Linked DNA regions of Homo sapiens: region 1 is linked to region 2. A link is a loop called in an ENCODE intact Hi-C map of the cell type or tissue named here. Cell type or tissue: PC-3. All regions are shown on one strand. Each heading gives the region's core, and the rest is flanking DNA. Links, peaks and the distances in the headings are about the cores only. Region 1 overlaps JAZF1 (JAZF zinc finger 1). Region 2 overlaps JAZF1 (JAZF zinc finger 1).

The links. Hi-C counts contacts between places; a loop is a spot of excess contacts. Peaks named below come from ENCODE experiments on the same cell type or tissue, not always from the same donor. Only the 100,000 strongest peaks of a DNase experiment are listed, where the experiment ranks them.
Region 1: a loop joins it to region 2, with 12 times the contacts of the local background. A loop is called at or near these places in 5 of 110 quality-filtered maps.

What each region holds. Positions count from the first base shown.
Region 1 is chr7:27,926,254-27,937,619 of GRCh38, reverse strand. The region is part of intron 2 of JAZF1 (JAZF zinc finger 1); the gene reads left to right. Among named protein-coding and RNA genes, the nearest start is that of TAX1BP1-AS1, 190 kb to the right of the region's middle. In PC-3, for the core only: a CTCF peak has its summit at 8,268 (motif pointing left); no DNase peak of the experiment used is centred there.
Region 2 is chr7:28,072,505-28,083,870 of GRCh38, reverse strand. All of the region lies in intron 1 of JAZF1 (JAZF zinc finger 1), which reads left to right. Among named protein-coding and RNA genes, the nearest start is that of JAZF1-AS1, 100 kb to the left of the region's middle. RefSeq lists an enhancer at 5,719-8,587. In PC-3, for the core only: a CTCF peak has its summit at 5,384 (motif pointing right); a DNase peak (open chromatin) is centred at 5,400.

The sequences.
Region 1 (11,366 bases), core at 3,752-8,751, 150 kb after region 2:
GCAGTAAACCTATTCTACAGGTTTTTGAGTGTTTTTGAGTCAATAATTATTTATTTTTCAATTAGCACATATGCTCTTAAAGGAGAGGATCATATTTTGGTTATCTATAAGCAAACCAGAATAAGAGGATGTCATGGGAACATCCTAAAGGCAAAAGTTCAACAATACTAATGGCAACCGCCTCTATTGAGTGATTGCTATGTACTTCATTTAATCCTCACAACAGCCTGATGGAGGAGCTATTCATACTGGTCACCATTTTCCATTAAAGAAAATAGGCAGAGCTAGGGTAAAGAATGTGCACAGAGCTAGTAAGTGGTAGGGGGAGGTTTCAGACCCTGTATATGAGTTAGGCTTGTGGAGTCCTTTTTAAACATTAAGCCTATGTGCTTGCTTGAGGCGTAAATGTTGTGGACATAAGAGCTCTCTTCATAATGCACAAATCTCTTTGGTTTGTAAGATATATACCAAGAAAGGAAATTTGGCAAGGCTTTGACAACTCTAGTTGACACCAAGCAATAGAAGTGCATGAGAAAAAACCTAACACTGTTGGCAAAGCCTCACAAGAAAATCTAAGGATGAGTACAATGCTTATTTAGAGAAACAAATAGAGCAAAACTAAACATTAAAACTGTAAAGCCCAAGCATCTATTTAACTTGCTGTGTAATGGGATACTTAAACTTAGAGTCAGCAAGCATGTCTGTGATTTCAAATATTTGGCTATGATTAAAGCAGGAAAGGGTATAAAAATATGTTTAGCTGGAGCATGGAGCTCATTCTGGAGGGGATAATAAACAGGGAATCTTTGACAACAGCAAATAAATCAGAACATGTAAATAGAAAGTCTGGCCTTACGAGCCGTTTTATGCCATCGACAGGCAGGATAGATAATCAGGATAGACATGGGAGAGCATTTTAATCTTTACTACCACCATCTCATGTCAAAGTAAACAAATGGACAAAATAAAGCTGAAAGCTTATGTACTCTTTCAGGAATACTTTGTCCCTGAGTTTGTGCATTGGATATAACCATGTAGCATGCAGAGAGTGTGTGCTGAGCTTACCTTAGAGAGACTGCATAGATGTGTAAATAAAAAATAAAAGATTATTGGGTAGCAGTAAGGCCACATTTTTATTGTAGCATTTACACTATGTCCACTGCACTCACAAAGAAACTCACTAATCCAGTTGAAGCATGTTGGTATAGACACGTATGAGGAAGAGAGTTGGCCAGTCTGGATTCCACTGGCAGCTGTAGTAGGCATGTTGTGGAAGACCATGCTAGATGAAACTGTTAAAATAAGTGGTGGTGGTACTTCTGGTCACCAGAGAAAGCATGTCCTCTTGGCAAGCATGTATTTTTTCACACTTAGTTTTTCTTCCAGGCTCAGCCTGACTTCTCATTCTTTGTGTCATCTCTCTTTTCCCTAAAGTATTCCCTAAAGTAAAGGGGAAGAAAAAAATCTTTTCTTGTTCTTTAACAACATTTTTAGGAAAAAGAAATGAAGAATGATGGTTGTTGCTTTAACAATAGCGTTTCTACTTGCAGCTGTTCTTGTTTCGAACTTCCCAGGGAGGTGGCATGGAAAGCGGAACCAGGGCTGGGACTAGGGCAAGGCGCACGAGGTACTGGGAGTGAGCACCCTCTTCACTGGGGCACTCCAAGTACCTCACTCCTCACCCTAGTCCTGGCCCTGCATGGAACTTTGGGCGACCCAGCTCCTGGTCCCACTTCTGCTGCTGTGTGACCTCACCAACTTGTCATTGTTTCCCCCTTCAAAATTGGGTAGAAGAGATTTGCAAACTACAGGATCACAGAGGCTGTGCTTGGTTTATTTTTGTATGTAAACAATACCTTCTATTTTGCTGGGGGCTAGCAATTGAGAACTATTCAACTGAATGTAACAGCTTTGTAGATATAATTCACATACCATACATTTCACATATTTAAGTATATAATTCATTGGTTTTAGTATATTCACAGCACTGTGCAGCCATCAATACAACCTAGTTTTAGAATATTTTTGTCATCTCTCAAACCACGTACACATTAGTTGTCACTGCCCATTTCCCCACTTTCCCAGCTCCTGGAAACCACTAATCTACTTTACACCTTTATAGATTTGCCTATTCTGGATTTCATACACGTGGAATCATATGTGACCTAAAGTGTCTGGCTGCTTTCATTTAGCACGACATTTTCAGGGTTCATCCATGTTATCACATATGTCAGTACTTTGTTTTTATTGCCAAAGAATGTTCTTGTGTATGAATATGGCATATTTTGTTTATTAATTTCTCACTCGAGGTACAGTTGCATTTTGAGGATCCGCCAACTATTTTCCAAAGCAGCTGCACCGTTTAACATTCCCACCAACAATAGGTGACGATTCCAATTTCTCCACATCCTCACCAACACTTATTATTGTCTGTTTGATTATAACCATTCCAGCAGGTGTGAAGTGGAATCTCGTTGCGATTTTGATTTGCATTTCTCAAATGACTAATAATGTTGAGCATCTTTTCAAATGCTTATTGGCATTTGTATATCTTCTTTGGAGAAATAACTATTCAAATCCTTTGCCATTATTTAATTGGATTATTTATGTTTTTATTGTTGAGTTGTAAGAGTTCTTTTTATATTCTGGATACAAGTTCATTATCAGATATAAAATTTGCAAATATGTTCTCCTATTCTGTGGGTTGTCTTCACTTACTTGACGATATCATTTGCAACACTAAAGTTTTAGTTTTAACGAAGTCTAATTATCTAGTTTTTTCTTTTGTCACTTGTGCTTTTGGTGTCATATCTAAAGAACCATTGCCTAACCCAAAGTAAGGAGGATTTATTCCTGTGTTTTCTTCTAAGAGTTTTATATATAGTTTTAGCTCTTACATTTACATTTAGGTCTGTGATTGTCTTGGTGTATGAGTTCATTCAACTGAATTTTGAACCTTGCAAAATGATCCTTTCTGTAAATTGGATTGATTTCCGCCCCCCACCCGATGGGATATGGAGCCAAATATAAGTGCTCCAGAGGCTACCGCCAAGGTGTACCATCTGTCAAACTGCATTTATCATAACAATCTGGTACACTGTAATATATATGTTTTATATATAATATATATGGGGTGTGTGTGTGTGTGTGTGTATGTATGGTAAAATGAAAAATCCTCACTGGTTTTCAACCTTCATTTAGTTTTTATTGCTATTGAAATGCCCTTTAGGTGGTGCTATTGCATTTTCTCTCTTTTTCTTCCTTTTGGCTTTAAAAATCAGAGGGTTTACATCTTGCTTTGGTAAACCACGTAATTTACTAGAGAAAAGCCTTTCACCAAAGTAGAAAACTAAAATAACTGCATTTAGATCACATTTACCTGATATGGCTTCTTCAGTTGAAATTCTTGAAGACATTATCCAATGAGTATCCTTCTCCAACTGGGTTATTTTGAATGTGCACCCTGACTAACAAATGAGCATACTGGCTTCTGAGAACTGGTTGCTCAACTGTAAGATCTCCATGTGGAATTAATGATCATTTCCAGCTCATACTCTTTCAATTTCCATGCGGCTAATGAAAAAGTAAAACTTTCAAGTGGTTGACTTCCTAAATGGAAGTGCATTCTTTATGTTGGCTGTTTGCAAAATGCCTCTTCTGTTAAGAAACCTGTGTACAGTTTTTACATCTCATTTCCTGGATTATCTTTCCTGTGCCAACTCACAGTGTGGGACATTAGGAAATGGTATGCCTTTTTTTTAACCACTTAAAAAATTCCCAGGAAGGTTTTTTTCCACTCCAACCGCCTTCCCATTATGTTCTGCAGTCTGCCAAGCTTGCCAGAACTCAGCAGGTAGCCCACATGGTATGCATGTCTGTGTGAGAAAGCTCCCCTGATGTGGACAAGATGTTAGTTGTAAAATGAAGCCAACATCTTGTCCACAAGTGTGCAAAAATACAGTATATCCACAAGCAACAAGGCCTTAAAGAATATTTAGCCAAATATGGCTTACTAAAATTACTCTGTTGTTGTAAATGTGATTCAAAGATCAAAACTGCTAAATCTAGAGAAGAAAATCTATAGCCAAACAACCTGTTTTGTTGGCACCTTTTCAAAAACACAAAACATAGTAATATTTATGTGTGTTTTTTGTAATAAACTGGAGAGTCCCAAAGGAGGGCCTAGGAAGGATTTTACTGTAGACTATTTCCTACTGCAGAAGCAGCTCTGCTCATTTTCTAGACCTTATATTTCAGTCAGTTCTTACCCTCTCCATGCTTGGAGTATTATTTTGGGAAAATCTCTGCTTAGCAGTTATTGGTCAGCTAGTGATTGTTTGCTATTTTTGAATTCTCCATCTGTATTCAAAATGCTCATATCACATCATATATCCATTTAGAATATAGATTGAATGTTGTCTTTATTAAACCCTCTACCCCTAATTTCAGAGCATTATTTTAAAAATGTTTAATCATCTTTGTCCTGCTTTTACCAGGGACATCTATACATCACTGAGCCCATTTTCCTCCGTTGGAAAATTGAATTAATAATACCCATTCCACAGAGCTGTTTATAATGTCCATCCCAGTAACATTTGTAAAGCATCTCCTGGCCTGCCTTTATGCTCAGGGAATGACAGCCATCGTTACCAGATCTTGTATATCATCTTTACACATGTCTGGTGCAGCCCTTTCGTATTTATACGCAATATCAAAAACATCCTAAAGAAGCATAAAAAAATTATAAGTATGAAAAAGTATGTAAGCCTTAAGGCTAGAAGAAAAGAATCATTGTTTTTCAGTAGCCTATCCAGTCACCACACACGTAAATAGTTCTAAATCTCTTCAGCTTATAGGTTTGCAGGAGTGTGAGTGAGGAGTCTGTTGAATATCATCACCAAGTTCATTTTCACATCTTGAAAGACTTTGTTTTTTGTCTTCAGTCTCGGTTTACTTCTAGCTGTCGTTATTTAAATAAAAGATTAGTTTGAAGTAAATGGATATACATTAAAATGGTTTGGGATAAACAATGTGTAACTAAAACCTTCATTTAAAATCTTTCTTTTTAAAAGTCTGTATTTCATGTTGCGAATCATAAATTTATTTATTGTTTCCAGCTGATTGAGAGCACAAGATGCACCCTCTCTTCCACCTGCACCTAGATTATGGATGACTGTGTCTGTGGCTTTACATACCAACAGTCCTCATAAAGTATTACATTATGATGTGGGAGCACCTATCAAACACCAATATTTTTCTCAACTGTGACAGGCTATAGAGCCAAGATTATGCTACTTCAAACAGCATTCTCATTATACATGGATTTACACACAACACATGCCTCCTTTCATCCCCAGTTGGACTTGAGAACAGTTGGGGGAAATGTCTTAGGTAACTTACTGCGTTAGTCCTATCCAACTCCAGATGACCTTCCCAAACCTTGGGTTTCTCTTTCTTTCCTTTCTCACTCTCCATACACATAAAACTCTTCTCTGTTTTTACCCGCTTTTCCTTTGGCTTATTTCTCCAGTCCCCCAAACCTTGTTTTTAAAAAAATTAAAATAGCCCACGCTATTAGTTTATCAAACGAGTTCCTGCTCAGGACTGAGCCCATGATGAACCAGGGAGAATTCTTTCCAAATACATTCAAGAAGTCACCCAAACCTGATTTTTTTAATTTTTTTATTTTTTATTTATTTATTTTTTCGAGACAGGGTCTCACTTTGTCACTTAGGCTGGAGTGCAGTGGTGCGATCTTGGCTCACTGCAACCTCTACCTCCCAGGTTCAAGCAGTTCTCCCAGGTTCAAGCAATTCTCCCAGGTTCCAGCACGTCTCCCAGGTTCAAGCAATTCTCCCCGGTTCAAGCAGTTCTCCCAGGTTCAAGCAATTCTCCTGCCTCAGCCTCCCGAGTAGCTGGGATTACAGGTGTGCACCAACACGCCCAGCTAATTTTTTTGTATTTTTAGTAGAGACGGGGTTTCACCATATTGGCCAGGCTGGTCTCAAACTCCTGACCCTCAGGTGATCTGCCTGCCTCAGCCTCCCAAAGTGCTGGGATTACAGGCATGAGCCACCACGCCCAGCCTCCAAACCTGATTTTTGCCATCATGTGCAAACACACACATTGCTGTGCCAAGGTATCCCAAATTCCCACATGCAGAGTTTATTCTTGTAATGTAATAGTCCTGTGTTTTTTGTTTTGTTATGTTTTGTTTTTTTAGGATACAGCTTTTAAAGACTGGTTTTGTAATTCAACAGTTAGGTTCCTCCACACCAGCAACTGGCAAACTATGACTTGTGAGCCAAATCTGGCCCTCCACCTGTTTTTGTAAATAAAGTTTTATTGAAACACAGACATATTCATTTATGTATGAATTGTCTATGGTTGCTTTCACACTGTCATAAGAGTGAAGTCATTGCAGCAGAAATACTCTGGCCCACAAAGCCTAAAATATTTCCTGTCTGACCCTTTACAGAAAGTTTGCTAACCCATGCTCTACATGTAATCTCATTGTAGATGGCCTTCTGGAAGGCAAAGATGTAATTACTGCACTGAGAAATTCTCCTTTGCCACAAATTTACAGAAAGGACTTGGCCAAGTCATTTAATCTACTTAGATTTAGTTTCACATTCAGTAAAGATGTGATTTTTAACACTGGCTTTTTTTCTGAGAGCAAAGTGATGGGAAAACTTCAATTACTGGTCATATAATACCACTGTCCTGCTGATGGCTGTGTTATATTTAGCATATTGTTTTGTCAACTTATCTCTTCCTTTTTTTTTTAAAAAAAATGGCTGTCTATAGGATAAAATTATTTGGAATATTTGGGCTATAGTGGTAAGATATAAATATAGTTTCTTAAAAGAATGCAAAATTTAGATTATATGAACATTTTCTTAGTGGTAGAGCAAAAACCTACAATTTTGAGTTTTTATGAAAGTGTCTAAAAATAACTGAACAGTTTTTTCATGAAGAAAAGTTTAGTCTTTCCTTTTTAAAAAATATATCACAAAACCAATAAAACTATCAAAAAGTGAACATACTTGTGTTGTATTGCCTTTTCGTATGCTGTAAATGTGCCTGTTTTCATTAACCTCAGTGTGACCACTTGAAATGTGTTCTTCTTGGGAGAAAAGGACAAGGTTGGAATGTTCCAGAGATACTGTCAGGGAAAACAGTGGTCAGGTTTGCAATAACATTTTCTCATCTTGTTCTTCGTAGCCATTTTCTTTATATTTTCATGTAAGATACATTTTAGTATTGTAATAACTGTGTTCTGATCAAAAAGTAATATATGTTCATTATAGAAAATGCAGAAAATTGGCCGGGCACGGTGGCTCATGCCTGTAATCCCAGTACTTTGGGAGGCCAAGGCGGGCGGATCATGAGGTCAGGAGATTGAGACCATCCTGGCTAACACAGTGAAACCCTGTCTCTACTAAAAATACAAAAAATTAGCCGAGCGTGGTGGCAGGTGCCTGTAATCCCAGCTACTCGGGGGGCTGAGGCAGGAGAATGGTGTGAACCCGGGAGGCAGAGCTTGCAGTGAGCCGAGATCGCACCACTGGACTCCAGCCTGGGCGACAGAGCAAGACTCCGTCTCAAAAAGAAAGAAAGAAAGAGAGAGAGAGAGAGAGGGAGGGAGGGAGAGAGGGGGAGAGAGAGAGAGAGAGAGAGAGAATGCAGAAAATATGGAGGAAGGGATAGAGAAGGAAATAAATTCTCCCAAAATTTTGCTCCCCAGAGATAACCACTGTTGATATTTTGGGGTATATCTTTCTAGGCTTTTTTCCCACATATATTACATGCATTTTTAAAAATTGCTATTATACTGTCTTAGGAATAATAATACTGCCATTTATTATTTGGCTTCACTCTGCGCTTTGCAACAGCTTAATCACTTAATCCTGACAGCATCCCTCATGTACAGATGGGATAAACCTCATTTTACCCATGAGAAATTTCACCCAAGAGGTTAAGTCTTTTGCCCAAAGTCACACAGCTCATGCCTAAACTCACATTCTTAGGTACTGTATGTACTCTTCTACCTACAAACTTCTGCTTACAGTCAATAAGCTAAAGTGCTTGTAACTGGCAAACTAAGTAACTTCTTTGTGGTTAAGGTACTATTTAGTAAAAGTGGTTCTTATACCCTGTAGTGAAGGTTTTCATTGAAGATTCCAGGCTGACCCTCACTTCATTCTGTGAGCCTGGATCTCCTCCACAGGTCTGCTGGACACACTCCCTGGCCTGCTGGCCACCAGATCTTTCAGGGTGGCCGCCACTTCTGCTCCCTCCCCCTGCTGGCCACAGCACCCGATATGCTGTGGGCATGCCACAGGCCACGGGGCAATGCTGCCTGCCCACTGGAGCCACCCTACCCTAAATCACAGGGAAATATTTTAACCACTAAATAAATCAGAAACCAGAATATAGCAGCTCCTCTAAAGGAGCTGGCTCCTAGAAGACTGCTTTATTTATTAGTTTTGAAGAGGAGTCCAGAGGGATAAGTTGCTTAGAATACTTTCAGTTGCAAGAAAACTGAGTTGCCAGTTTAAATCAAATCTTGAACGTGCCCCTCTTGCCCAGGTTAGATTTTGAGCCTGTAGGTGAGCATCGTCCATGCCCTTCCTGTCACCAACTGCCATGTCCTCTGTTTTTAACTTTTAAGTCCAGGGGTACATATTTTCATATGTACATATGCAGATTTGCTACATAGGTAAAGTGTCATGGGGGTTTGTTGTACAAATTGTTTCATCGTCCAGGTACTAAGCCTAACATCCATTAATTATTTTTCCTGATCCTCTCCCTCCTTCCACCCTCCGCCCTCTGACAGGCCCCAGTGTGTGTTATTCCCCTGTATGTGTCCATGTGTTCTCATCATTTAGCTCCCACTTATGAGTGAGAACACGCAGTATTTGGTTTTATGTTCATGCGTTACTTTGCTGAAGATAATGGCCTCCAGCTCCATCCATGTGCTTGCTCTGTTAGAAGGCTGTAACTCAAAAATGTTTAAGAAGGGTACTTGCACAATACCTAAGATGGGCACTAGCAAAGAACAAAACAAAGAATTAGTGTCCTTTAGAGCATACTATATCAGAACTTAACAAAAGCAAGCTTTTAAGAATTGTGTTTTCTTCTTTGTTAGAAGGCAAATCTAAGATTGACTGCGACATCCCAGTCGTAAAAGGCCTTGCCTGCAATTGGCTTTCCATTGGGAAACCCAATAAAAATTTGTTAATGCAATGTGATTCAAAATTACTATGAAAGTTAAGAATAATAAAGCTGAACCTAAATAAAGTGCTATTAAATGTGTTTATATCTGTATTAGGCTTAAGCTGCACTGGCAATGAAAAGTTTCTACTTTTCATTGTTCAACAGTTTCAAATGTACCAGAAAATGCTGGCCAAAGACTATTGCCTAACTGAAACCAGATAGGCCCAGACTTCCAAAAGCTATGAGAAGAAAATAAATCCCTCTGTTCAAAATAATCTGAGCATTTTAAGTATAGCCATCACATACCATTTGGCACAATTTAGTACAAGTCTCTGTTGCTTTTCAGTAAATATATAATTAAATAAATACAAATGAACTATTCAAATAAAACACAAACATGTTGACGTAAAGTTATATGACCTCATGTTGCATGTGGGCCTTGTAGATTCAATTATTATTTCATTTTATCAAGTACATGTAAAATGAGACGTTTTCATCATAGGGTTCCTGAAAATTGATTTGGGGAAGAAATTCTTGCCTCTAGAATTTGCTCTGACCTTCTTGTAGGATACTAATTAGCATTTGGGGTGATTTAAAGGGTGCTGAGAACTCCTTACCCAAACAGCATTACCATATCTACCATTATGAATTATTTTTTTGGTAACTTCTCTTCATAGTTCTTTTTTATATTTTTATATTGCAATATAAAAAACATCTCTTGTGAGATGTTATTCAAATGAGAAATATAGCTTGATGATTCTATGAGGCCCTTGCCCACAAAGGCTTATAGTTTACTTTAAAAAGCAGAGGGAGGCATTAAAATCTCACTACTTGTTAAATACTATATACCAGACACAACTATAAGTACTTTATAGTTATTATATGATTTAATGCATACAACAACACTATAAGGAAGATACTATTATCCTCATTTTACAGATGAAGATACTAAGGCACAGAGATGTTGAGAAACTTGTCCATTGTCACAGAGAGTAGATGATCAAGCTGGGATTCAAATCACAGCAGAAAGGTTTCGCAGCCCATCCTCTTAATGTTCCTAAGTGACCTTCCCAATAGTGAGAGTTTATTTGTTCATTTCTTTAGTAAATATTATAAATAGAAGTGCAGGGAAGAAATTGGGATGGGGGCTCCACAGGGGACTCCCAGCTGAGCACGAGAGTGCTGGAGCCACTGCCTCTGGGAATCCTGGGAAACTCTGAAGGGGGAGACAGAGCAGCTCCTGGATCTCCTGTGCATCCTCGGCTACTCAGTTACTCCCTTCTCCCTGTTCCTCAACTTCTAGAAGATAACAGAATCAGTTTGCAGAAAAAATTCACCCCATTCTTTTGCCCCTGGCAACACCATGAAGATGGAAGGGAGGAGTATGTCTGTCCATACAAATGAAGAACTCCCGGGGAGATGTTCTGTCCCCTGAGAATCTACAGTGATGTGGTCTAATCCCCTAAAGAAGAGGGCCAGGCTGCTGTTGTCATGATATCAATGCTGTCAATACATACCTGCTTCTAGAAACCTTACCTCTTTGTTGCCTCCTGCCACTACATTTGGACTCTGCCATACCTCCAATCCCCAACATGGAAGGAACTGGGAAGAGCCCCAGCCTGAGAGGATTCTTGAACTCCTCGTTCAAAAGAAGTGCTGTCTGTCAGCCATTCAGTGCCTCCATTCCTCAGTGTCCTTGTCTGTAAAATGAGTCTTGTAGTATTCTTTTTGTCTACATCACTGACTTTGTTGTGAGATTCACACAACATTTGTATTGACAAATATTTGTGGAGTGTGTTCATACGTTGAAGGCAATGAATGAGAGATGACAAAATAGGCTAGAGTGCTGATATGGTGACTTTTTCCAATTAGTAGAGCACCTGTATGTTCTTAGAAGAAAGTCTGATGTCTTCTTGACATGCACAAATTACCCAAGAACCCAGTGGTTTGCTCAGAGTCAAAAAGGTCAGTCTTACTTTATAGATGTTAAGGAAAAAGTGCGAGCCAGGACCTGAATGGCTCTTTTTCACCATCTCCCTTGTACAGTGTTGCTGTTGAAGGTATGTCCTGCCAGTTCCAAGGATTAGCTGCTATTTGGGGGGTTTGCAGGTCCATTTATGGCTCACACCATGGTAGATCCTTATGTG
Region 2 (11,366 bases), core at 3,399-8,398:
TAGCACTGGGCCCTGGCATTGGGTAAGACAATGTTGCAACAATGTTACAATGTTGTAAGCAACATTTCTTACCCAATGTCAGGGCCCAATGTTTTTACTGGCTGGGTCAGCGGACAAGGCTTTTCCTTGAATAATGCTCACATAAAGAACTTTAAAAATGTATCTGATGGCCTGTGGGTTAAGGCAGCAGTAGCATTAATTGACATAGTGATAAAGAAGTTTGTAGCACTGCATTTTGAAAAATATAAAATAATACAGCACTCTTGGCACTTCATATGCTGTGTGTATTTTAGTCTTCACGGCAACCCTGTGAAGTAAGTGGTTGGTCGTGCTCTTACAGCTTTGCAAACAGCCTTAAAAAGTTTCCATACATTTTCTGAGTTCACATAGCATGTGAGCTGTGGAGCTGGGATGGGAAACAAGGTCTGTGTTATTCTGCAACCCATGGTACTCCCATTACGTATCAATAACTCATAGGTCAGGTACTAAAATATTCATAATCATGAGTTTATGCAGTAAATATCCGTTGAGTGGCTGTCATGTGGTAGGCCTTGTGCAGATTCTGGGGTTGTGATATGAGTGAGACAGCCTTAGGGTATATGCACGAGTGGGGCAGGGATACTGAGACGTTACAGGAACTTACACTTGAGGCACAAGGGCTAAACTGAGAGATGTGAACCCCAAGAGAGCATGTGGAAGGGGCGCTTGATCTAGGATTGAGGGGGTTCAGGCAAAACTTACCAGAAGCCAAAAAGCTGGAAGGCAATGGCCCCAGCCAGGTAGAGGGGATTTGGATGAGGGAAAACATTTTAATCCACGAGTACAGCAGAAGCAAAGGAGGTGAGAAAATGTGTTTCCATGAGGGACAGGCCAGAGCACTCAGTGGTGGTCAGCTCTGGAAGGGCTTTGCAATCCCAGTTGGAGGAGTTTTGACTTTCTCACAGACTGAAGGAAGGCACTGGTGGGTTCTGAGCTGGGAATGAGGTGTCCAGGTCAGCATTTGAGAAGCTGGCCCTGGCTACCTTGTGGAGCAGGGAATAGTAATGGTGGCACCGAGGCAAAGGCCCCCTTTGCAGTCACTGGGAGTGGAATTGGAAGTGGACTTTGGTGATGTTCAGCAGGTGGATGCACAGTCCTTGGGGATTTATGGGATGTGAGGGGTAAGGTTCCAGAGAGGGGCCAAGGATGGCTCATGGGTGTCTGGTGGGACATGTGCCTTTCACCCAGAAGAGGCTGCGAGGAGGGAGACCAGGGCAAGGGAGCTTCAAACATACTGCAGCGTGGGGAGCTACTGGTTATACATGTCCAATAGGCAGCTGGAGCTGGAGGAAGAGATTTGAGAGCCATCAGCATACAGATATTAACTAAAATCACAGGAGAGGAAAGACCGTGTGGTATGAGAAGAGAACCTAAGAAGATCCCCAAGGTCAAAGACTCACCAAGGGTGGACAGAGAAAAGGGAGCCTGCACAGGAGTAGAGTGAACGGGCAGAGGCGGGAGAGCAACGGGAAGCCCAGGAAGGAGAGTTCAATGAGGAACACTCCTCAGCCCAGTGAAATGTTGCAGAGAAAGCCAAATAGACAAGGGCTGCAAGGGTGAGTGACATCCTCGCCTCCCCACGCCCCCATGCATTGTCTTGAAGGAGGTGATGCTTTGGCATGATTTGTCTGAGAAATTCTACCAGGTCTTACTTCATTTTGTCAGAGGGACCTGTCTAAAGGATACTTTAGCAGGCTAAAGTTTCAAGTCTCCAGATACTTTCTCATAATCATCAAACATACTCTACTCTAAAATAGCCTAAGGACTTTTAAATAATAAACTTATTGTTATCGCAGAATGTAGCATTTTTAGGTTGAAAGTAATTTTAGAGATCAACTTATTTAGCCCCTTAATATTACTGTCAGTCATTGATTTATTCTATAAATGGTTATTAAACTCTAGTATCATCCAGGTATATAGATTAATAGTTTTACTATAGTGATCTTTTTAAGAAAGCATAAGAGTGCAGCATTTTGTGGTAATGAAAATGGCATAATATGTGAATTAATAGAAATAGAGAAAATTCAGTCCATGTTAATTTTTTTCTCTCTCTGGAAAGATGGAAACACATATAAATGCAGATTGACCCATCCTCCACAAAGTTTTGAGTATCACAAACTCCCTGGCCTTGATGTTTTATTAAATTCTTCCCTGGGGTCTTGTCCCACTTCGCTCTCTGGTGGTGTCGAGGCTTCTGGACAAGGGGAAAGGGTGGAGCAGAGGCCGCTACAATGCCCCAGGCTCACCAGCTTGTCCAAGTGCGTGGACACTGTGTTCTGTAGCCCCAGGTAACTTTTCAAGTCCCCAAAACCCCAGCTAAGCAGCGTGAAGAAGTAGAATAGCTGGGGGAATGGCGCAGCTTGCTGTTTTTTGGTGCTGGTTATGACCAAACCTTAGAAAAAGCATCTGGTGCCCCGAAGTGCTGGATGCTCTCCCTCTTGCTCCCCTCTGCAGGCACAGCCCCCCAGGCACTCCCGCACTCCTTCCCCCATGTTGGTGTTGGTTCCTCCGAGCTGGTCATCCTGTCTTCATTTACTGTTTATCTGCATGTGGCTTCCTCATCGTTATGTGATTTCCTTGGGGAGGGGCTGGCTCCATTCCAGGCTTACTGAAGAGTAACAACACTGGGCTTAGCCCTGTCTCAAAACCTTAACCTGACTGGGTCACATCCCAGAGATGTCCCCCGCTGCCCTGAGGTCAAAGAATGCAAGGCCTGCTTTATCTCTGCCAGCTGCCTTTCCTGTGCTGGTCCCCACGAGGTTTTCTTGACTTTTCCTCTAATTTACCAGCTTACTACTCTGTATCTTTTGAGGAACTTTGATGCCCTCCCTTCCCCCCTACAGGCACACCTTGCTTTACCACACTTGGCAGACAGTGCATTTTTTTTTTTGTTTTTTTTTACAAATTGTAGGTTTATGGCCATTTTCCCAATGGCATGTGCTTGCTTTATGTCTCTGTGTCACATTTTGGTAATTCTTGCAATATTTTAAATTTCATTGTTATTGTATCTGTCATTGTGATCTGTGATCGGTCATCTTTGACTTTACTATTGTAATTGGTGGTGCCATGAACTGCACCCATATAAGACGGTGAACTTAATCAATAAATGTTTTATGTGTTGACTGCTCTATCAACAGGTCCTTCCTCTGTCTCTCTTCCTCTCCCTGAGCCTGCCTATTCCTGGAGACATGGCAGTGTTGAAATTAGGCCAATTAATAACCTTATGATGACCTGTAAGTGTTCAAGTGAAAGGAAGAGTAACACGTCTCTCACTTTCAATCAAAAGCTAGCAAGGATTAAGCTTAGTGAGGAAGGCATGTTGAAAGCCAACACAGGCTGAAAACTCGGCTTCTTGCACCAAACAGTTAGCCAAGTTGTGAATGCAAGGAAAAAGTTCTTGAGGGAAATTAAAAGTGTTACTCCAGTGAACACATGAATGATAAGAAAGCAGAACAGCTTTATTGCTGATAGGGAGAAAGTCTGAGTGTTCTGGATGGAAGACCAACACAGCCATAACATTCCCGTAAGCCAAAGCCTGATCCAGAGCAAGGCCCCAAGTCTCTTCAATTCTATGAAGGCTGGGTGAGGTGAGGAAGCTGCAGAAGAAAAGTTGAAAGCTAGCAGAAGTTGGGTTCATGAAGTTTAGGAAACTAAGCCATCTCCGTAAGGTGAAAGTGCAAAGTGAGGCAGCAAGTGCTGATGGAGAAGCTGCAACAATTTATCCAGAAGATCTAGCTTGGATGACTATAAGCATTTTTACAAAGTATTTTTTAGCAATAAAATATTTTAAAATTAAGATATATACTTTTTAAAGACATGTTATTGCACACTTTATAGACTACAGTATAGTGTAAATATAACTTTATGTGCACTGGGAAATCAAAAAATTAGTGTGACTTGCTTTATTGTGATATTTGCTATTGCAATGGTCTGGAACCAGACCAGCAGTATCTCTGAGTTATGCATCTAGATTACTCCCTGATCCATGGTGCTAGCTGAACAATCAGCAGGGTTCGTAAACCGATGCTGCAGTCAATAAAGGTTATTAACAGCATATTGGATGTTGTGATGAGATTAGAAGAAAGCATTTGAAACATGGCCTACTACATAGTGAGTACAATTAAATGTTTCTAATTAAAAATTTTAGAGAGGCGCCAAGTTCTTAAGTTCCTACTCAGTTCATCAGCAAGCATGTATTGATTTGCTTGTGGTTGTCATCCTTATCATTATTTTAATATTTGCTAACCTATGGGTAAACTCTCAGGTCATTTTTGTTCAGGAGACTTGTCAGTTTTATGATTTCTCATAATGAATTCCCTTAAGTGATATTTATATTTTATTTTGCTCCTCGTGGCTTAGTTTTCCAGTATTTCTTATTCTATATCAGTGTCTGTCAGAGAAAAATGGGATTGAAGATGTATTTTGAGTTAAGAAGTGATAAAAACAGAAGCGGGAGGCAGCTCCAAGTGAAGGTGGTTGCTGTGATGGAATTTGGTGATCAGAGTCCAAGTGAGGTACATCTTTTAAATTATGCGCATGGCCGGGTGTGGTTGGCTCACACCTGTAATCCTAACACTTTGGGAGGCCCAAGCAGGCGGATCACCTGAGGTCAGGAGTTCAAGAGCAGCCTGCCCAACTTGGTGAAACCCTGTCTCTACTAAAAATATTTTAAAAATTAGCCTGGCATGGTGGTGGGCACCTGTAATCCCAGCTACTTGGGAGGCTGAGGCGGGAGAATTGCTTGAACCTGAGAAGTGGAGGTTGCAGTGAGCAGAGATCACGCCACTTGCACTCCAGCCTGGGCAACAGAGCAAACTCTGTCTCAAAAAAAAAAAAAAAAATTATGGGCATTTTAGATTTTCCATCTGTAAAGAAAGGAGGAGGAACAATGTGGCATCTCAGGTCCCTACCAATTCTAAAAGTCAGTTATTCTAGTTCTAGAGTACAGGCAAAACTATGGATGGCTTTTTGTTCCTACAATTTTTATGAACATTTTCACTGGCTTTAATATCCATGTCCAAAGTAACAGGGAAGGTAGGACTTTTCACCAATACTCAACTGATCTGCTGCTTCTCTTCTTTTCCAGTGTTTTCCACTTTTCAAAAATTTTTATCATGGACTAGTAGTGCAAGAAAAGGGGCCAGAGTATAGTGTCCGGATTCACTGTTCATAAATGGCATTACAAAAAAAACCCAAGTAGATCCTTTGAATTGTATATTTCATGTCAAGTGGCCCTCTCTCTATTCGCCTGGCAATTAAGAGTTGGTTACATGAAATTAATCTGGTAGTAATACAATCTTCAGTTCACAAAATAATTTTCTTTGCCTTTGAGTAGCAATGCAGCCTGCCTACCGCAAGAGGGCAGTGTAGGTGATTGCATGGAGATGGCTTCTGCAAAAAGAAATGACGTTTATGACACTAGTTTCCAGCTTAGAGAGCATTTTCACATGCACATATGATGGTCTCAGCAGTTCTCTGTGATGGGTGAAGCATGCATAATCGCTCCCATTTTATAGATGGAGAAACTAATGCTAGAAAGGCTTAAAGATAATTTGCATAGAGTTGCACAGCTGATAAATGCCATGCAGTGCTTGAATCCAAGTCTCTTGCCACTATACCATCCTGCCCGTAAGTGGTACATTATCATCATACGAGTGACTTCCTAATGTACAGTTGAGAGGCTGTACAAACCTAGGAAACATCTGTTCTATGGGAAAAATTCTCAATTTTTTTCATCTAACACAGCATCTTGTGAAAACTTTCAAGACTTATGTTTTCTTCTGTTCCATAAAGATGGGAAAGGCCAGGAATTATTTGTCTCATAAGTGCCACCATGCACAGCCATCATTGCAGTCTCAGTTATTTTGAGCTAGATTACATAGTGGGTCTTAAATAGTAGATGGGGAGGAGAAAGAGGTCAAAGTGAAGGAGAAATCAGGACCCGGATGTACATAATCCAAATTACCACTTCCTCAGTTTCCATGGTGAACGTGGAAATTCCCCATGGACTCCCAGAGCTCCAGCTCTTTAAGTAGTTTCAAAGGAGAGAGCAGAATACAGTAAAGGCAGAAGCAAGGCTAAATCAGAACCAAAACAAAGCACCCTGTTTTTGTACACCCAGATGAAGATTTTTCTAAGCTCCCAAATTCTAAGACCTAACACTGGGTGGCCTGCAAGCAGTCAGACAAGTGGTCACTTTGCTGGAGGACTTATATACCAAATTTATTCTACTGGGATTTTGCCACTTTTTTTTGTAGTTAAGGTGGTTCTATCAGGTAATTAATTTTAAGTGCTTTTATTTATTTGTTGTAGAAAAAAAAAAGGCTCCAGTAGCCTTTTTTTGTGGTTATACCAGTTACCTGATGATTCATGAATTCAGATCTAAAACCAGAGTCGGTATAATCAATACGTGAAAAATAGGTGCTGCCTAATTGCCTTTCTAAATCAGTAAAATAATTAAAGCCTTTATAGTCTGGCGGATTAATGTATTGCACATCTGTATGGTCGGCTTAATAGGGAAAATGCTTGAGAAAGATAAAATCACAAGACCAAAAGCAACTAATAGCTGAAAAAAATTTCTATGTAGTTGATTAATTGTCCTCCTCTTTTTTTCTTAAGAGACTAAACATTGAGTAAATCCTCCCAGTTTGTATAGTTCCGATTTAGTCAGCATTCCCATTGTAAAGTGCCGGTGTTATAATTTTTCATTCATCATTTTCTTAGATTCCAATGTAAGTGTCGTTGTTGTGTTTAGTGAAAGAATACAAATATTTATTTTAACATTCTTTAAACAGATTCTTAGTGGAGGGTAGAGCTTTCTAATGCTCTGCAGCTGGGTTTCGGGCTTTAAAATTGGTTGTCGTCTACACACTAAGATCTCTGCAAGTACTCAGCCGCAGAGAGCAAAATCCCACTTGACAAGCAGTCTCTAGATATGGATTTATGCAATAGGATGTCATGTTTACTTTGGACCTGCTATGATCTACCTGGAAAAATTTCCCTATTATACATTTATTAAAAAATTCTAAATATATATTTGCACAATGTTTTCTTATGGAAACATCTGTAAGGAATTATTAACTTACTCATTTCCACACGGGATTTTTTTTTTTTTTTTTTTTTGAGAGAGAGAAAGACAGCAATTGTGTAAGCAAACCGGAGAAAAACTATGAACATAATACATTTAGCATTCACTCTGAATTCCACTTGGATTTTCTTTCGTTCTCATGTTGGTGCAGATAGATAACATAATTGTTATCCTAACCGGAATTCAGAATTCGCATCTCATTCTGATTTCCTTAAACATTTTTAGAATTTCATCAGTCTTTTTTAGCAAAGCCAGTCATGGGAGGAGTTGAGTATTGACCTTTTTTCTTCTTTTTCTTTCTGGTTAGCCTGCATTGAACCTTTGGCCTTACCCCAAGTGTATGGGTGGTATATGTTTTTAAATTGATATATCAATGTTGAATTTTTATTGTCACAGTTTCTGTTCATGCTCCCTTCAAACCTTTCATTTATTTGTTTCTGAACCTTGGATATCTCATAAAAATGTCACCATTGTGGTTGAACATTAAGCACCTTCCCATTTTGCTCTGGGCCGTTGAAATAAATTTGGACCAGGTGCTCTGCTCATAATGGAGCCCCTTGAAGTGCTCTGATAATGAGCCGGGAGCGGAAGCTGTCAGCCTTCAGCTGGCTTGAAGAATGCAATTAGAGCAGTTTTAATACTGCAGAGGGACCCCATCCAATCAAGGCCATTTGAGTTAAACCAAGTCTAGAATCCTAAACATGCACTTTTAAGCTTGTCAGCTTTGTCTCTGCACTGAGAATGGGGAGAAGGCATTCTTGTACAATGGATTCATTTTATGTCCAAAAGAAAAAAAATGCTCTGAATACCTGTAGAAGTTCTCTATCTCTTGTCTCTCCCATTATGATGTCATTATGACCATATTTATGATCTGATGTCACTGTGGTCAAGATAACCAGTGTCAAATTAAGTTTCAAATGAATCAAGGACTTAGCAAGCCCATTTCTAGAATTCCACCCTAAAAATAGTGCACAGCCTTTTTTTTTAATAGCAAAAAATGGGATTCACCTAAATATCCATTAATATGGGGAGTGCTTAAGTAAAGTATATTCACTATAGGAAACACTATGCAGCCATTAAAAAGAATAATACTGTCTGTTTTATGTTGTTAAGTAAAGTAAGTCACTTATAGAACAGTTTATAGAGCATGATGTGGTTTTTGGGGAAAACCAACCAATTACAATATACATTTATAGGTAGACAGAGAAGGTTTGGAAGAAAGTATACTAAATTGTTTATGGTAAAAATCAGGAAAAGTGGAGATGGAGGGAGGTAAAGTTTTTTTACTCTCTGTATGTGTGTATTTTAAAATTATTTTCTCATATTTACTTAATACATACTTTTTATATTCTAGGGATAGTTTAGCTCACTATCAGGTAAATGCCCTGTTGTAAGTAAATAAATGAGCTTCTGTGGTCCAGGAGGAGTGGGGAGAAGCTTCTGGTATTAAGGGATGCTGGGGCATAGTAATGATGAGAGGGGTTATCACTGAGGGAGAACTTTACATTCTTCATTTTGGAAAATGCTGCCAACAGCCCTGTGGGGTAGATGCTGTTACACTTACTTTATACCCGAGGATGCACAGGTTTGGAGAGATGTGTTGATTTGCCGGGTCATAAATTTGCAGTGAGTGTAGTAAGGCTTTGAACCCAGGTCAGCTTGGCTCTAGCGACATGCCCATAACCTCTTCCCTTTTGCCTGCTTGGTTTCTGAGGACAGTTCTTTAAAAGTGGATTTGATTTCCTGGGACGTGTGTCCTTTACCTCTTCATTTCTTTCAAGAAAATGAGGACACAATTCAGGAGTAGTTGTTATTGTCGTTAATGGTTGACATTTTTTATAAATGCTTAGACTAGTCATTAAGAAGTCTCATTCTGTGCTCATGGGATTCACAGTGGATTCTCCAGTGAGTGGAAGTCTTTGTCCTAAAATGAGGCAGTGTATAATAATGTCAGTTAATTTCATTTGAAATACAGTTTAAAAATAAACAATTTCACACATCAGACAAGCCAGGGTTGTCTTCATTAATGAGAAATATTATGCAAAATTTAAAGATCAGAATAATTATAAAAGTATTTTTATAAACTCCTTTATAAACTTACTCCTGCTAAGTAGCAGCTTACTCAAATAGCTCATTTCTTCTAACATATTTATTAAGCCACAAATCTTTTTTGATTTCATAAAAATAAGCTTATTTCATCAACAAAAACTAGGACTCTGTATGTATGTGTGTATGTACACATAAGTACATACATATGTGTATTTCTGTTTCTGATTTTTAAAAGCTCTCCACAATGTTTTGTTTGTTTCCCATATCTTCTTTAGCTTGGATTTCTGCTTCATATGGGATACTGCTTTCCTGTTGGCTTTTTAAGGTGTTGTGCATAATATTAAAATCTCATTTCAGGTTTCCTCTCTATTCCATGACTCAAACTTTGGAATTATTCCTATGAAAGAAATAATTACTAAATTTAGCCACAAGTTAGCCTCTTCCAGTGACCTCAACAAACATTTCATGGCCCTTCTTCTGACATTGTGACACTGACTTTTTTAACTTATTTGGGGCAAATTAATTACTTAGGACAAATAATGTAAACATCCTTGCCCAGAGGCCTGGAAAAGTAGGAACACATAGGTAGACATGAGGCACTTAGAAAATGTTGCAATGACCCTGTACAGTACTGTTAGCTAATTTTATAATAAAGCATAAGAAAGCAATAGAATACGTTGAAGGGAAAAAGCCTCACCTCTGATTTTTTTTTTTTTAACTAAGTAAACTTTTTTTTCAAGCATCTACTCTTAAATAATTGAATTTACTTGGCATTTAGGTTCTTTTTTCTTATGCAATTTCTTTCTAATTACGATTATTTTATTTTATGTTTTGCTTCTTATCAACCCCTTTGACCATGTAATCATGAGACTATCACTGGACCTTCTTTCCCTTTGTTGCAAAGAAAATTCACACATCCAGGGACTTCTGCATGTAGGTGAGTTTCTTTGAAAATGGCCACAACAGAGTGGTTTTTCCTCCTGGGGTTGCCAGCCAGCACTGCCCCGGGCAGGGGCAATAATGCATATGTGACGTAAATAAGCACGTTCCCTGTGATGAGACGTGAGGGCTCCTTATTCTTCCAAAGAGACTGTGCCTCAGTGGTTCTAAGTGTACCTTGTGAAATTGTCTCCCGGGAGAATACTTTAGGCCAAATTATTAAGAGACAGCCTAACAAACTACTTTGATTTAAAGTGAAAATAAAGCAAAATGCAAAGATTCGGGTCCAGAGAGTCAGGATGGGAGTCATGTGGTCCTGGCTTTGATTTTCAGTCCTTGGGTGCGCCCTTGCCTGAGAGAAAGGGAGGGGAGGCAGCCTGAAGTGATCACACTCCAGGGCAAATCTGAGGACTGACCTTCCCTCTCAGTATAAAAGAGCCCTACAAACAACAGCATGGATGGGTGTGTGGGCTTCATGGGAAGCCCAGAGACCAGGTCTCCAGCCACGCTCCGGCACAACGAGCTCTGCTAACTCAAGTACCCTGTAACCTATCTAGATATTAGTTGCTTATTTTAAAACATAGGGGATTGGAGAGGGTCATCTCCAACTCGGATGAAGGAAATTTAGAAGACGATAGTGTTGTGTTTTGTGGGAAAGGAAGATTGTGGGTCACACATTGCCCACTGCTAACACCTACCGATAGTGCTATTTTAAAAAGTCATGTATTTTCATACTGAGGCAAGGCTGGAGTTTCCTTTTCTGAGCTTTGGGAGGAGGGGAACAAGGTGAGAGAGGTTGTCTTTGTACTTTTCTTAAATACATAATTTTTTTTGGTTATTCACATAATGTCATCACCATTTTGGTTTTTAAAAAATATGTATCCAGAGGAAAATCTGAAAGGTGTATGCAAGTTTATATAAACTATTTTCTAAAAATTAAAAATACATGCACATGACTTGAAAAATTTAAATGATACAAAGAAAGGTAAACTCATCCTTCCCTGATCCTCCAACCCCATCCCAACTTTTGAAACAACTGTTAAGTGTTTATATCTTTCCTTCTAAAACGTTAATTATACATGTTTGGGTGGGGTGGTGGTGGAAGGGAGCTGAATTATGGATGGTTTCTGTTTTTTCTTTAGTTTATCTTTTCTAATTTTTATAATTACTTCTAGTCTTTTTAAGTTTTATCCAAGAATTTGTATGTCTGGAGATACTTATCTCAAAAGTGAAGCAATGCCAATTTACATTA